Linked DNA regions of Mus musculus: region 1 is linked to region 2. The links are chromatin loops, found by intact Hi-C in ENCODE. Cell type or tissue: left cerebral cortex. All regions are shown on one strand.

What was found. Peaks named below come from ENCODE experiments on the same cell type or tissue, not always from the same donor. Only the 100,000 strongest peaks of a DNase experiment are listed, where the experiment ranks them.
Region 1: a loop joins it to region 2, with 4 times the contacts of the local background. A loop is called at or near these places in 11 of 42 quality-filtered maps.

The regions. Positions count from the first base shown.
Region 1 is chr5:9,260,997-9,268,996 of GRCm38, forward strand. It overlaps Elapor2 (endosome-lysosome associated apoptosis and autophagy regulator family member 2), which reads left to right and starts at 5,122. Exons shown (of 22, transcript NM_172706.4): 1 at 5,122-5,460. The coding sequence starts at 5,275. It also overlaps the pseudogene Gm7332. In left cerebral cortex, a CTCF peak has its summit at 5,719; DNase peaks (open chromatin) are centred at 4,999, 5,808 and 6,550; H3K4me3 peaks cover 2,249 bases; H3K27ac peaks cover 1,833 bases.
Region 2 is chr5:9,165,280-9,173,279 of GRCm38, forward strand. It overlaps the pseudogene Gm24666. Among named protein-coding and RNA genes, the nearest start is that of Dmtf1, 7.5 kb to the left of the region's middle. In left cerebral cortex, a CTCF peak has its summit at 4,497 (motif pointing right); DNase peaks (open chromatin) are centred at 420 and 4,547.

The DNA.
Region 1 (8,000 bases), 96 kb after region 2:
AGGCCAGAGATGAAGGCCTCAGTGGGTTTGTAACAGTCAACTAACAGCTCCTTGACCCTAGCAGCCCGGGTATCATCACTCTCCATGTCTAAAAGTTCATCCACATCTATCTCGAGCTCCGGGATCTCCTCCTCCTGGCAGTCGTAGAGTCGCGTGAGCTGTTCTAAAATCCACTCCTCCAGGTTGAGGCGCTTCCGTAGCTCCTTGCGGTCGTACTTGACGGTGACCTTCCCTTGCCGTCTCACCGGGCCATCGTCATCAGCGCCCCCCGGGCCTTCGCCTGCGGCCCCAGGGGGACTCTGGAAGTAGACTCGGGGCCCTGTGCTGCCACTGCCCGGCCCGGGGGCCGGGGCAGCTAACGCCGCGCCCCCCGCGGGGCCGCTGTCCGCCATGGTGGCCCCTCTTTCATGATTCTTAATGTGGAATTTTAAACCTAACTAAGATGGATTCCACACAGTAATTTCAATTATTAGGTATTTCAAAAGCATGGAAATGTACAGAGAATAACAAAGCTAACTCTCTAAGCAGTGAAACAAATCTGCCAGTGTCTGAAATCCTGCGCTGTTTCCTGCTGAGAAAACTATGGTTTTCTTTCTTTATCTATAAAATAGGGTAGGGTGACTTATATCACAGGATATTCAGGACTAAACAAAGTACTTGATCTTAGAATACTCCTAAGTATTTATTTACTAAATGTCCAGTAAATGCTAGTTATTATCATAACTGCCACCCAATACAACAAAACATTACCTTTATATTTGCTTCATACATTTTCTTTCTCCTCTATCCCTCTTTGAGCCATCTTTCATTTGAAAAATAAAATACTGGGGCTGGAGAGATGACTCAGCAATGCTCCTGCAGAGGACCTGAGTTGGGTTGATGGGTGGCCCAGAGCCAGCTTTAACTTTATCTACACAGGATTCAAAACCCACTTCTGGCTTCTGTGGGCATCTGCACACACACACAGCATGCACATATAGAGCACATAATACACATAAATAAAATAGACCTTAGAAACTAAACAAAAACTAAGAATAATATGGGAAGAGTCGAGTGCTTGGGGGAAAGCTCAGTAGGTAAAGTGCTTTCTGTGCATGCAAAAGAACCTGAATTTAGATTCACAAAATCCAGATAGAAGCTGGGCATGTTGGGATGTGTCTGGGAACTGGAAGAAGATGGAGAAGGGACAGGAAGATCCAAGGCATTTCTTGTAGAGCTGGCCAAGATGAATCCTGAGCTCTAGGTTTAGTGATAGACCTTGTCTCAAAAAACATGGTGGAGAGTGACAGAGGAACATACCCAGAGTTGACCATTAATCTTTATGTAGGCACACTCACACACACACACACACACACACACACACACACACATACACACACACACACTTGTGAGTGTGCGCATGCACGCACCCCCTGCACAAAATTAGGAGTTCAGGTGAAGCCCTCTTTATATGCCCTCCTAATTTTTCACTCCTTTTAATTAAATGAAATCTGCCCGTGTTTTAATACATAAAATATATTGATAAATAAATTTAATACATAAAATATCCTGCACATAACAATTGCTTTGCATGATTGTCTTCCTCACTGAGTGGAAAAAGTTCCCAAGTGTTTCCTGTGTCAGGTACCTTTCTTTGTAGTTGGGTAAAATGCCATAAACATGTCAAATGAGATTATGTTGAAGGTGCCTCCACCTGCAGCTGACTTCAACCCAAGTTAGTGTAACAGGGAACTGTGATCTAACTGAAGAGCATATTCTTTTAACAGCTATCTGAGATTGGCTGCCTTTCCAGCCAATCACAGGTTGTAAGCTAAATTTGGCAAATGCTGTGACCAATTACACTCGCTTTCTCTCTCTCTCTCTCTCTCTCTCTCTCTCTCTCTCTCTCTCTCTCTCTCTCCTCTCTCTCTCTCCCCTCTCTCCTCTCTCTCCTCTCTCTCCTCTCTCTCCTCTCTCTCTACACTCGCTTTCTCTCTCTCTCTCTCCTCTTTCTCTCTCTCCTCTCTCTCTCTCCTCTCTCTCCTCTCTCTTCTCTCTTCTCTCTCTCTCCTCTCTCTCTCTCTCTCTCTCTCTCTCTCTCTCTCTCTCTCTCTCTCTCTTTGAGTTTTACAGCTACACAGCATTAGTACAACTATATGCAACAGAAACCAATCAGAATATTGGCATATTATGGAAAATGGGTCATTTTGACATGATATTTATACCAATGAATTCATAGCTTATGTGTTTTTGATAAGTTATCCCTGTAAAAGGGCTGAGGATACAGTGTTTGCAATTAGGTTATTCCTCTATGTCATAGTCTCCAAATGAAGTCTCTCTGATGCTGTGAGGTGGAGCTCTCTGGTTTATGGTGCTATTTGGTTCATGAATATTTACATCCCTCAAATTCCACTAAACTTAATTTGTATAAAGAGTTTCTTTTACATATAACATTATTTGTTTCATTTTCCCTTAGTTTTAGATATTTAAGTTTCATTTACCTTTTTTTTTTTTGTTTTACAAATAACATTGATGAAGTGTTGGTCTTGACATTTTTATGTGCGCATTTGATCCCTCTCCCATGGCTGAATTGTTTGACAAAAAAAGAACACAGAGAATGCAAATGATACATAATGGCTATAATAAGACTACAATAATTATGGAGAATGTGAAAACAAATACTGTAAAAAAAAAAGAAGAAGAAAGGAAAGCAAACAGCTGTCTTGCTATTAGTTTATTAGAAAACCTCTGCCAACAGCTTTGGTTTTGTTTTAACCAGGCTTCTTCAATAAACCCACCCCAACTGCACACCCTACTCTCTCCTGCCACACCTGGAGACCAGCTACTTAAGGTGAGTCTCCAGGTTTTAAACATTGATAAAGTATCATTGCACTTCCTTAAGTCTCTTAGTATTCTCTGAAAATACAACTTTAATATCAGTATAGTTTTACCACAGGAAGGAGCATAACTTACTTAACTATCCCCCTTTTGGGGGCACTTAGGCTATTTAATTTTTAATTAAACAACAGTGAATGTAAAATCTTGCTCTCCTTAATCACTAGTTCTTAGATGGCTAGAATTAAAAATGACCAGAAAGACAGAAAGAACATGAAGTTGGGTGGGTAGTGAGGTGGGGAGGATCTGGAAGGAGTTAGGGAAGGGAAAAATATCAATATATAGTGTATGAAAAAATTAAATAAAAATTTAAAAAGCTAAAGGCGTACTCATACTTTGATAACTCTAATTAAGTTTATTCTTTGGCAATTTCAAATATGTTTATAATGTGCTGTGGTGCCTCCCACTTTTCCCTCCCTTATCTTCCTCCCATTCCTGTTTTCCCGGACAGGTCCCTTTCTACACTCAATGCTTGCTTTTTTGTTCTGTCTTGTCACCACCTGAGCATAACCAGGGACATCTGTGTGAATGTGGGTTGGTAGCTCACACATTCACCTGGTGGGCTCACTTCTGGGGACACAAGTGAACGCAATAACTGTCCCTCCTCCAGAATTCATCAGTAGTCAATAGTTCATGAAGGAGAGCTACAGTCCCCTGGGACCCATGATTTCCTGTTAACAGCCCAGTGCACTGGGCGTGGCTGATGTGAATTCAGGACTGTGAAGGCTATGTGGTACTTAGAGATAGCCTGAGGCAGCCCTCCTCTTTATCTTCCTTCTGGCTCTTATATTTGTTTGGTCTCCTCTTCCATCATGTTCCCTGACTGAGTAAAAATATTTTAGTATGCTGTCAAATTGTTTTCAAGAATATCCGTGTTCCGGAGTGCATAATCCACACGCACATTTTCTAGAATTGTTCTCATTCCGAGGTTCATATAGAAACACTTTTATAATATTTCATTCCGCTTACATAAAATTTATGTTTCAAACATTCGCTACTTGAATTCATACTTACTAACATTTTTGTGCTTAGAGGATTTAAATTTTTTGGTCATTTAATATTGCAATCTGGTTTACTTGCAAGAAGAAAAATCTATGTAGAACGTATGCCTGTAGCTGTGGTGCTGTTGATGTAGTTCTGTGACTGTTGTGTGTTACTGAAGTTCACCTCTGATGTACCCTGCACAAAAGAAAAGCAATGTATACTTAGTAACTCTAAGCTGTTTAATCCTTTAAGAGGAAATTATTAATTGAGAGTTACAAAGAATGCTATTTAGGCAAATCTGTACTTTAATCTACTTATGTTGAATAAAATGGGCTTTGTTTTAATAAAGAAAGTGTTTTTAATTCATAGACATATGGTTAATTGTTGACAAAGATAATATAAATTTGGCTCACATAAATTCTTGGTGGATTAAAGAATAAAAAAACAAACAAAGGAAATAAAAACCGAAGCGATAACAGAGCCACCTACCTGTTTGGCTACTCCTAAACTGTAAGTGGAAGAAAACCGAAAGGAAATGTATATATATTTGAGTGAACGTAGCTGCTGCAGACATATTCAGGTCCATTTATATTTAGTGTGTCAGTTGGGTCAGAGGATCCTTGAGCTCCTCCCATTGACATATCACCCTTCACTGCCTAGTGTGTGCGTGTGGGTCACATAAAATAGACCACCACTGCAGCTTTTGTACAGGATAAATGCTTTCCCAGAAGCAAAAAGGTTTGTTCGCCAAAAGCTACACATCTGTATGAAATAATACCTAAATCAGCAGGAAGTAGGTTTGGTACCACCACTTTTTTCCCATCTACTGTGAGGCAGGCACCCTTCCAAGAGCTTTGTGCACATCAACTTAATTAACCCGCATGGCGACCTCACGTGGTGGCTACTGTTATCATTTTCATTAAATAGATGAGATAACCGAGCTCAATACTACAAACCTCAGGCCTCTTTCCTCTCTGCCATTTCAGCAAACCCTAATCTTGTAGAAATTCATTCTGAGGCGTGGATCCTTATAAGAGATATCCCTAGGGTGTCGACAGGGGTCTAGAGAGGAGCGACACTCCGGAGTCTCTGGTCTCTCTGAATCCCTCAATCTTGTCACAAGGCTCCTGCGCGGTTGGCAGCGCCACCGCTCCACGCGTGCTGGGCTGGGCCTCAGCCGCAGCCCGCGCCACCTGCTCCCGGCTCCCGCGTCCCCGCCCCACGTCCCGCCCCCGCGCCGCGCCCGCGTCCCACGGTCCCTCCCTCTGGCGTGACGGGAGCTCGGGCGCCGGCTGCCCGCGCTGCGAGCGGCCGAGCTGTAAGCGTGCAGATCAGCCCAGTTGAGCTGAGCCCAGAGGAGGCAAGAGCACGGTCCTCGCTTCCCAGACTCCTCGCCGGAGTCCATTCAGTGCCGGGATGCTGCTGCTCACCCTGCGGCGGGCGAAAGGCAGGGATCGGGGGCGACCGGCCGGGGGTCCCCGCCGCGCGCTCTCGCTGCCCTGGAGCCCCGCCTGGATTTGCTGCTGGGCGCTCGCAGGCTGCCAGGCAGTTTGGGCTGGAGACTCGTCCTCCTCTGGCCGCCCGCTTCCTGCGTGCCAAGAGGTGAGCAGCACCGGGTCCCCACTTGGAGTTTGAGGCGGGGTGTGGGGTGGGGCGATCTCGGGGACCTGGGCTCAGAGTGACCATCACCTTTTTCGGGTTTGGAGGACAGGGGCGTTCGTTTTGCCCAGGGATGAAGTTGCTCGCCCCTGCTAGCTGGCTAGGAGCGGGTGTAGAGGCTTTCTGTCTTTCTGGTGGTGTATTTCTCTCCGTGCTGGTGTTTGGGGGTTTCTGAAGGACTTTGCTGCGCCCCCTTTGGAGAGCCAGGTCTCAGGACCTGGGTTTGAGAAAGAAATTTCAGGAAGGGGAGGAGACTGGGGAAGCCCTGCCCCATAGGATTTAGAAAACTAAGGCTTTATAGCTTTTGAGAGACCTAGATACTCACCCTCCCTCTCCTGATTTCTCTGCTCCCCAGTCTCCACAAATGCTTTCATCCAATTCTCAAGCTCTCAGCTTTCAAATACAGAACAGTGTGGTCTCTTGACATTCTGGCAAGACATGGATGTGAAGAAGGCAGAGAAGAAAGTACTTAGGAAAGAGGCGGGTTGGTGATGTAGAAAATTAGAATGGGCAAAGCAAATATGTTCCTTTGGGGAGGTTCTTCACCTGGTTGAAGTCCTGTAGCTGAGTACTTTACAGTTTAAGATCACTGCTGCTTTATAGCCAAGAAGGGTACATTCTGGGTGATTAGATCTTTCTCCTGCTTTTGGGAAAAACGAGACTTACTGTGCCAACAATTTCTAGAGGGTGTCACTGGAAGTTGCTTTGTGTGTTTACCTTTGCCTTTCATGCTCCAGAAAGTGCCTTCTTTTAATGAAAATCAATGAGGGGAAGGAAGTAACATTTCTGACCTACTTTGAGTGATTCTGTTGGAGAAGAGGTGAGGCACACACGCTGTTTTAAGGAAGATTGCTAGGAATCAGGGTGACAGGTTCTTTATAGGTATCCAGCAAAAATAGGTTAGCCATTAGCTTCTTTTGAGAAGAACGGCAAGATTCTGTTTCTGTGCTTGCTGGAACCACTTCGGAATGAGAGTATCCTCCTTTTAGACACCATCCATCATCCCTGGGTTTTCATCTTCTTCTCTTACAATACATGCCCCAGGGCAGCCCACAATGATGGAAAGTCAGATGGCAAGCTTGGGTGTGAATATGCAGCTGTACTGTAGCTAGTGAATCGGGGCAAAGTCTTGGCAAACAAACAGCTGTGCATAATTTCAGCTTGTGCTAGTATTGGTTCGATATGTATCCTGCCACTTGTCACCTGGGAATAAACCAGTGTATGGGGTTCTATAGAATTCAACTTTTTGGACATCCACAACTGTTGTGGCAAGATAAGCTTTATTGTCCAGTTGCCCAGACACAGTTTATAGCACACGTTTCTTTAACGAAGTGAAGTTCCAAGTTCCTTGCAACACTAATTCTTAGTAGTGAAGAATTGAAGACTATTTTTGAAGTAGAAAGGTCAAGGCCACTAGAAGAGATGCATATATATATATATATATACATATACGTATATATATGTATATATATTTATACATACATATATATATACATATATACATATATATATATATATATATATATATATATATTCATTCTCTTAACCCAAGCTGGGTTCAAACTCCTTATGTAGCTGGTGATGGGTAATGAGTTTCTTATCCTCCTGCCTCCATACCCCAGTTGCTAGGATTACAGATAGAGGTCACCACATCCAGTTTATATAGTGGTGTGGATGAAACCTAGGGCCCCTTTTATTCTAAGCAAGCACTCTACCAACTGAGCTACATCCCTATTTCTAGACTATAATCATACAGAACTGAGGCATGGGGGTGACAGAATGTACAAGAAGGCGATGCTCATCCCAATTCCAGCCTTTCATCGACTTGGTTTTAGAAATTGTATGTGATCCACGCTTTTAGATCTTAATTTTGATTTTTTTCCCTTTAAAAATGAAAGAAGATAAAATCTATAGGAGGATGCTCCTGAGTCAGCCTCTGGCTAGTTTGTTTCTAGAACCAGTAATACACAGATCTACGTATGTTCTCCCTGCAGACTGTAGGCACTGTGGGTTAGAGACTCCACTGGAAAGAGAAGAGGCCTCCCACGGGCATAAGCATAAGCTGATTGTCCATACCCAGGCTAGTCAGCTGAGCTAATTTGTATTCTTGATCATTGTTTCAATCTACCATTATTTTGAAGAGGAAAATGAGGGGGTAAATGATTCTCAGGCTTTGCGGGTAAGGACTTCCTGTTCTGGGCATGTGAGGATATAGGGGATCCATCTTGAGCTTAGCAAGTTCCTCTGAGAGATAGCTATTGGACTATGATAATAAGGAGAATAAAGCAGCCATTTCTTGTCTATTATGATGGTTTAACCACTTGTTTTCATGTCCATATTACAGAGGGACTGGTACTTGCCTCCTTAGTGCTTGGAGTCACGATGGTCTACTCAGTCCTGGGTTTTCTTAACATTAAAGGGAGTCATTGCTGAACACAAGGACAGCAGCCCTGTGAGGTTCAGAGAGATCAAGAACAGCTAAG
Region 2 (8,000 bases):
GAAAGACCTTTTGTTGCCCAACACTTGGTAATACAACAATGCTCAATGTATTGAAGGCTACTAACCTTCGCTGTGTAGCTCTGGCTGAAAAGGGTTGGACTCTGCCATAGTCCCTGCTGGGCATATCACTAGACCACCGCAGAAAAGTCCAGGAACAAGACGCTTGCTCCTCAGCCGGGCGTGGAGGTGCACGCCTTTAATCCCAGCACTTGGAAGGCAGAGGTAGGCGGATTTCTGAGTTCGAGGCCAGCCTGGTCTACAGAGTGAGCTATAGGACAGCCAGAGCTATAAAGAGAAACCCTGTCTCGAAAAACCAAAAAAAGACACTTGCTCCTCAGAGAACAATTTTGGAGCTACTGGAAGATGTAACATGGAACAGCACTAAAGCTCAGTCAGAAGGCACATGGGCAACAGTGATCACCCCAGGATTCTCGCTTGGAATGCTTAAAGGACAGTCTGTTCTGCACGGGGGAGTGTGGAGCAGACTCAGTATGATCAGGCTAGTCTAGTTGTGCTTTATAACTTCCCATAGGAGACTGTTAATTTTCGCTGTGGGTGGAAAATTTCTGCATGTTTTCTTGTGACAACCCCTAGCCTCACAAAACTTCCCCAACAGCAGCCAGCTATGATTAGATACTTGAGCCTGTGCTTCAAAGTGTGGGGCTGACTACTTCCCAAGAACCAAATGCCCTCAGCCGTAAGCAACTATGCTCAGTGTGAAATTCCCTGCCTATCTTAGGAATAAATGCAATTTAAGAATAAGAATAATCAGAGTAGCTGGTGTATGGCATTATTTTTTTATGGCCCTTGAAATGGGATCCTTCAGATAGGGGTCTTATTTTTTATTTCAAATAAAGTAGAGAAAAAAATTTATTTCTGTCTGGAAAACAGAAAGGCGAGGAAAGATTATTGTTTAAGACAATTTTCTCTGTAGATCTCCAGACAGCTCATTGAGATAGCTCAGCTCTCAAAGACCAAAGCCCAGTCTTTTATTTACATATCAGTTTAGTTATTTACTTCTGCCTCCATTTTGACTAGCCCACAAATCAACATTCCTTGTCCCCAGCCCACTGATTGGAAAAAAAAATGCAGTGGTGGTGGAGGAACAGGGCCCCGGGTTGAGGGAAAAAAAAATGACAACAAGCGCATTTTTTTTTAAACATTGCAAATGAATTCAGAGAACTGCTTACCTTTGTAAGCACAGACAATAAACTTATCTGGGTGGCATCCCATCCAGAGATTACCATTCTGACCCTGCCTGGACCTAAATTCACTGAGCCCCTGACCGACCTTGAACTCAGGAATCCGCCCACCTTTGTATCTGCCGGCTCTTTTTAACTTTCTGAAGAGCTGGCACGTAGTGCAGCTGCCTCGGTTCTTTAAGGTCCATGAAGCCCTTCCTATGATTCATATTGCATCCTTATATTTTGCACAGTCGATAAATTATATATTTTTGAACTCATGTTTTCAGAGTTCATTCCCATAGCCTGAAGGACTGTCCTGAAGGTCACATGTTTACTTTTTTTTTTTTGGCTAAGGACATAGACCTACCCTCACCTCTCAGACTCGTGCTGTTTCTGATTATTATGGAGTCATTAACCTTGGTAGAGAGGACATTCCCCTTTAATCATGTCAGGGAAAATTTTTCCCAATAACTTTGGCTGGGAGACTATTTCCTGAAGGAGAAACATGAACTAATATATCTACATATTTTTATACAAACAAGCCTCGTGCCCAACAATCCTCAACACTCATGGAGACCCACACCCTCCTGGATCTGCTCCAGGGTCGAGAAAACATGTCACACTGTCTCTTCCATGCAGGACCGTGCAGGACTCAACATCACCTGATATTGGGAAGACAAATTCTAGTTTTTACCAACTGCCTTGGATTGGGAGTTTTGACTAAGGAAGCATAACAAAACATGATAAGTCATAATAATGATATTTAAAATGTAAATCTAGCATTACAGTAATACCTCTAGACTTTTAACCTGAATAATTATTATAAAGATTTTCTAGAATGTGATTTGAATTCCAGAATACCTGTCTGTAGTTACACCTACTTTTCTTCTTAGTCAGAGTGCAGTGAGATTATGCATAAGATTTTAAATATACTTGAATTTAAGTAGGGTTTAGGTGTCTTATAGAAAAAATAAAGATGAGAAATATTGCCGTCCCAAGCAGAAATTATGGCATAAAAACATTTACAGCTTACTAATGGCTTTTGCTCTGTGTGATTTCCTGTGTTCCCTGTGTTGGATAAGATTCATGAACGTCATTGTGGATTCAGTGCTGATGGCGTTTCCTCCCTTACTGTTTTCTCTTCTCTTCACCGCTGTCGCCACCCCCACTCCACTTGATTTTGAGACCTGCTCTTCCTCAGAGCTGAGACTGTTGTTGAAGTCAGGATCCTCTTGCCTCAGTCTCCTGAATGCTAGTGTTACAGGCACAGGTCCCCATATACGTTAACTTTCTCTTTTTAAAAGTTAAGTCATTAATATAAAAGTATCTGGACTACGAAGGTGTGGATTCTGTTTCATGTTCTTTACTATGTATTCAAACATGGAAGTAGATGGTATGTTACAGACAAAAGATATTTTTCAAAGTAAAAGGAAAATCCTCTGTAATTTTTCTTTCTGTACAGTGTATGAATCCTGTTACTATGCTGTTGGCATCCCAAAGCTTTGGGGGAACTGATGGGGACCCTAATGCTTGTGCAGCAATGAGCAGTTTGCTCTGTGCAGCCCCCACCTCACTCTGGCTCAGATTCTCCAGGAAGGCTTTCCTCTGGGCTGTAAATGAATTCCAGCCCAAAACCCTTTTTCTCCAAATCCTTTTTTGTGTCTCTGTCTCATTTCTATACTCTAATTCTTTAACCTGGGGGAAAAAAAAACCTCCCTTTGCCCTTTTCAGTTCCTTTTCTTTTGCAGTAGATGATGCTGAGAGTGATTGGGTTATTAAGAAAGAAAATTGTTGAAACATGTTCCAGTTGTTCAACAACTGGAAAATTTCAGTTGTCATGGGAATGGAGGTCTAAGGTTTCATACACTTCTATCCAGTGAGGAGTAAAGCAGGGATAGTATGAAATTATACTGTACACAGAGAACATCAGGCCTTGCTGAGAAAGGATTGAAGCAGAGCCTAGAAAAATGAGCACAAATATCACAAAAGGGGCTGGGAGATGGAAGATGTTTGTCCGTAATAGTGCAATAAAAACATATTTATAGAAAGTTACTTTCCTATATAGCACAAAATAACAATGGCACACCTCATGCAAGTGATAGATCAAGTCCTGTTCAGATATTACCTGACTTTAAAATTTATTTGCCTTTGGAAAGAACATAAGATCAACCATCTTGCTAAATTCTTTTAGTATGAATGTATGAAGCCCTATGACTTAATATGACTTAGTATAACCATGAAGCACTTAATTTAGTATTAATGTATGAGCGCTCTCTCTCTCTCTCTCTTTCACACACACACACACTGTATGTGTTCAATCCTGTACAGAATGTTTCTGGACCTTAGTTATCTATCTTAAGATTTTATGCCCATTAATAAGTAATTCCCATTTCCTCTTTCCCTCAATCCCTTGTGACTACAATATTGCTCTTTGATTTTATGAATCTTTGATTCTACAAGTTTGACTATTTTAGACACTTTATTTAAGTACAATAATGTATTTGTTTCTGTGGCTGACTAACTTCATTTTGCATCATATATGCAAAGTTTATCCATGTTGTTAGATGTTGCAGAACTTCCTTCTTTTTAAAGGCACTATATCACTTCTCAGCCTTTTGTCTAAGATCAAGTGTGGTATCTGTTCTTATCAGTTTAAAGAACAGTATTCGTAAGACTAGAGCTGAGCACATGCCCTGACAGAGCCAAGAAGATATATCACCCACCTCTATCATGTGAGAGCTTTAATTTGCCAGCATATGACACAATATTTCAACTTATTGGATAGTTAAAAAAATTGTCTTTAACTAAAGAATTAGAAAAAAACTAAACATTTTTTGCAGTAGTACCTGTCTGCAGAACACAGTCTTTATTTATTTATTTATTATTTATTATTTTTTTATTATTGGGTATGTATTTCATTTACATTTCCAATGCTATCCCAAAAGTCCCCCACACCCTCCCACACCCACTCCCCCACCCACCCACTCCCACCTCTTGGCCCTGGCGTTCCCCTGTACTGAGGCATATAAAGTCTGCACGACCAATGGGCCTCTCTTTCCAGTGATGGCCGACCAGGCCATCTTCTGATATATATGCAGCTAGAGACAGGCGGGGTACTGGTTAGTTCATATTGTTGCAGAACACAGTCTTTTTTGTTTTTTTTTTTTTGAGTATCACCATATTAAGAAAGAAAATAAATGCTGTCATTTACTATTTTTCAAAAGGAAGGTCAGTTTTAACAGTATGTCACATCTGCTGGTTAATTCTTGTTGATTAGATGTGACATTTTAAAGCATATCATTTAACCAGCAGGTGTCTCCATTGTTCAGTGAGATCTTTTTCAGAGTAGTAGCATTACCAGTAGATGGAATTATGGAGGCTTGAATTGCTAGTGATATGTATAGAACAGAAAAGAACTCAGGCCCAAACTCAATAATAAAACCCTAAGAGTAGGTCTTGTGCTCTGAATCCAAATAAGGCAAAGATGTGTTGCAGATTGCTGCTCATTTCTTTCAGTCCGTTTCATGTGCAGCAGAAGAGAAGGAAGTGGGTGCCTTCACCGCTTTTAGGAGCTCACACGTTTATGATATGTGTACTCACTCATTCTATTTAGCAGATATTCCTGAGAACCTCCTTAGTGCTGAGCATTATTTTAGACACAGAGACTATGGTTACACTCAAGATAGATGAAAATTCTGCCTTCATAGCATCTACATTCTAGGGGACAGCTCACATTGTGACATGTTGCTGGTAGTTTTTGGCTGTCTGCTTTGTGTTACCACTTGGTTGCATGTGCACACACGCCCAGGAACTATCTTGGATCTGCAGATGAAAGACACACACACACACACACACACACACACACACACACACACACACACGATCATTGTAACCTGCCTTATTGGCTCTGTGTCTGGGCTCTCTATCTTTCCCTTACCTTTACTCCTAGCACAACACCTATAATCCTCCCTCAAATTAGCTGCCCAGTTATCTTTCCTCCTAGCTCAACACCTCTAAATCTGCTCTCAGTTTGGTTGTCCAGTTACCTTTACTCTTAGCTCAACACCTTAAAATCTGCCCTTCGCTTGGTCGCCTATTTACCTTCTCTTAAGCCCATGGGCCACTTTCCTTTTACACCTACATTTTGGAAGATCTTCCCTGCAGCTCCGAGTCTGTTCTGTCCCTCTCCCCACTAAGTATCTCAATTCTCCTCTTCTCTCATAGCCTGCAGGAACCTGGATATCTGTCCTCTTTCTTTCTGCCCAGTCATTAGCCACTGGCATCTTTATTGATTGATCAAGAACCAATTGGAGACAAGGAACTTCAGCATCAGTACTCGCAGATTCTTGATTAAATCAGAGTATCAGAACCACTCCTCTACAGTGACATACCTAGATCATACCATGCAATATCTTGTGTTTAAGATGCCAGTTTACTACATCACAGCAACTGTCTATAAACGTTTTCCTAATTAACTTGATGAGAAACGATGACAGTATATGAATCAAATTACTTGCTGCCTTTACATGAAGCCAAACTGCAAATATTAGAAAAGATGGTCAACGTCCATTGCTCTTGTTTAGTTAGGGTATTGTGAGTTGTTGCCTGTCTTCTGAGGTATTAGAGATCATTTGTTTTTACACAAAACATCAATCATGGGACAATAGAACTGTTGTGTTTGATGATGATGACGGTGATGCTGCTGCTGACGTGTGTGTGTGTGTGTGTGTGTGTGTGTGTGTGTGTGTGTGTGCATGTGAGTGTTCTTGTGTGTGTATCATATGTCCAGGGGTGCAAGTGGGTGCATGTGAAGACTGGAGGTCAAGTGTGTTTCTCCATCACTCTCTGTTTTGTTTTTAGCCTGGCTCCCTCACTCACCTGGAGCTCACTAATTTGATTAGACTGACTTGTCAGTGAGCCCAAAGTTCCTCCTCTTTCTGCTTCCTTCACACGCATAGGTACCTATTAGAGGTGCCCTCCCTTAACTCCCTGATATTTTGTTTTGATTTTACATGATAGTGACAGTAAAATTTATAACTTTATACTGTGGCCAGCACTTTACCAACTAAGCCATCTCTGCAAATCTCAACCTGGGTTTTAATACTTCTCTAGTAATTTATGAATGTCTATATTGTATTAAATATAACCATAGTAAATTAAACTTCAAAGCATAATGCTTTTTTACACTGCATATTAAGTAGGTAGTGAAGACAAATAATATACAGTTACCTAATTGAATGATATTGCACTAACAGGATTAGAAATGTGGCATTTCAATGGGCCATCAGTTGAAACTTGAAGAATACACACACTCACACACACACACACACACACACACACAATCATATTTTATAGTTATAGTCATTGTCTCAGTACTACAGCTGTTTGATAAGCCTGGGTAAGGAAATAAGTGACTTCAACAGTAAGGAAAATCGCTAACTTTCCCCTGTATCTATTTATATTTCAAATGAAGGTTTGTAGAACTTTGTTCTTTGTATTGGTTCAACCTGGTGTAGAAAGATAAAAGGCTATCATAGGCACTACCTGAAATAAGGTGGATTTCCTTTCTCTATTCCACTGCACTAGATAGGCTGTGTTTTTGGCTGTTGTTGGCTTGTTTTTACATAGCCTCTTTCGCATGATGCTTTACTCTTTTCTTTAACATTGCCAAAGAATTGTATGAGGTGGTGTCATTCTCTATTAATGACATTATTGATCTTGATTAAACTTTCTTGACTCTCTTCTGAGAGGAAACTCATTCCATCTTAGCATTGCATTGCTAATCAACTGAAGGAAACATATCTAATAATACAACAATGCCCTATACATCATAGCACGTTGTTTGAAGTGGTAACCGTAAGTAAAGTACTCTCTAGTGGCTGACTGATGCAGAGGATATAAGTGAGACTATGTGTCCCTACCTGTCTTTTTTACCATAACAACATTTTGATAAAATTAAGAGTTAGAGAATTTCAGTATTCCTTACCCTTGCACACTGTTGATAGGAATATAAATTAGATTAAGTGTTATAGAGAACAGAATAGATGAAGCAGTCCTACTACAGGGATACAAAGGGAAGGGAAGGTAATCAGCCTGTCAAAGTGACATTGACCCTCATAGTTACTGTACTGCTGCACATGATAGCCAAAAAACAGAAACTAGCCAAGTTTTCATGAACAGTAAGTGAAGAGAGATAATGTGGGAAAAATACTACTCAACATAAAAATTAAAATGTCACTTGCGACAACATAGATGGAACTGGAAAACATTATGTTAGGTGAAATAAAAAGACGCAGAAAGACAAGAACCATATGCTCTTAGTCATATGTGAAACGAAATAGTTGCATGAAATATATATGTATGTATATATATATATATGTATGTATATATGTGTGTGTGCATATATATATATGTATATATGTGTGTGTGTGTGTGTGTGTGTGTGTGTGTGTGTGTGTGGAATTTACTGTGGTATGTGGATAATGTAATAGTCATATCATAAATGGCATATCTGTCACCTCAGATAGGCAGTATTTTTTTGCACTAAAATTATACTCAATCTTGGAATTTCTGTCTTCAACATTGTATCACGGAAGTAGAGTTTGAAAGGGATATGTACCTGGGAATTACTAGTGTTTTTAGAAGATAAACAATATGTAGAATATCCTAGACTGTAAAGATGCCTCTAAATTTTTAAAAGACAATTACTTGAGTTCCTTCCAGGGGTGCAGAGATTAGATCAGAGTGGTATTAGGTATAACTCAGTGATATTGAATCCAGTCCCCTCTACAGGAGTTTGGAGAAAGTTATGTTTGA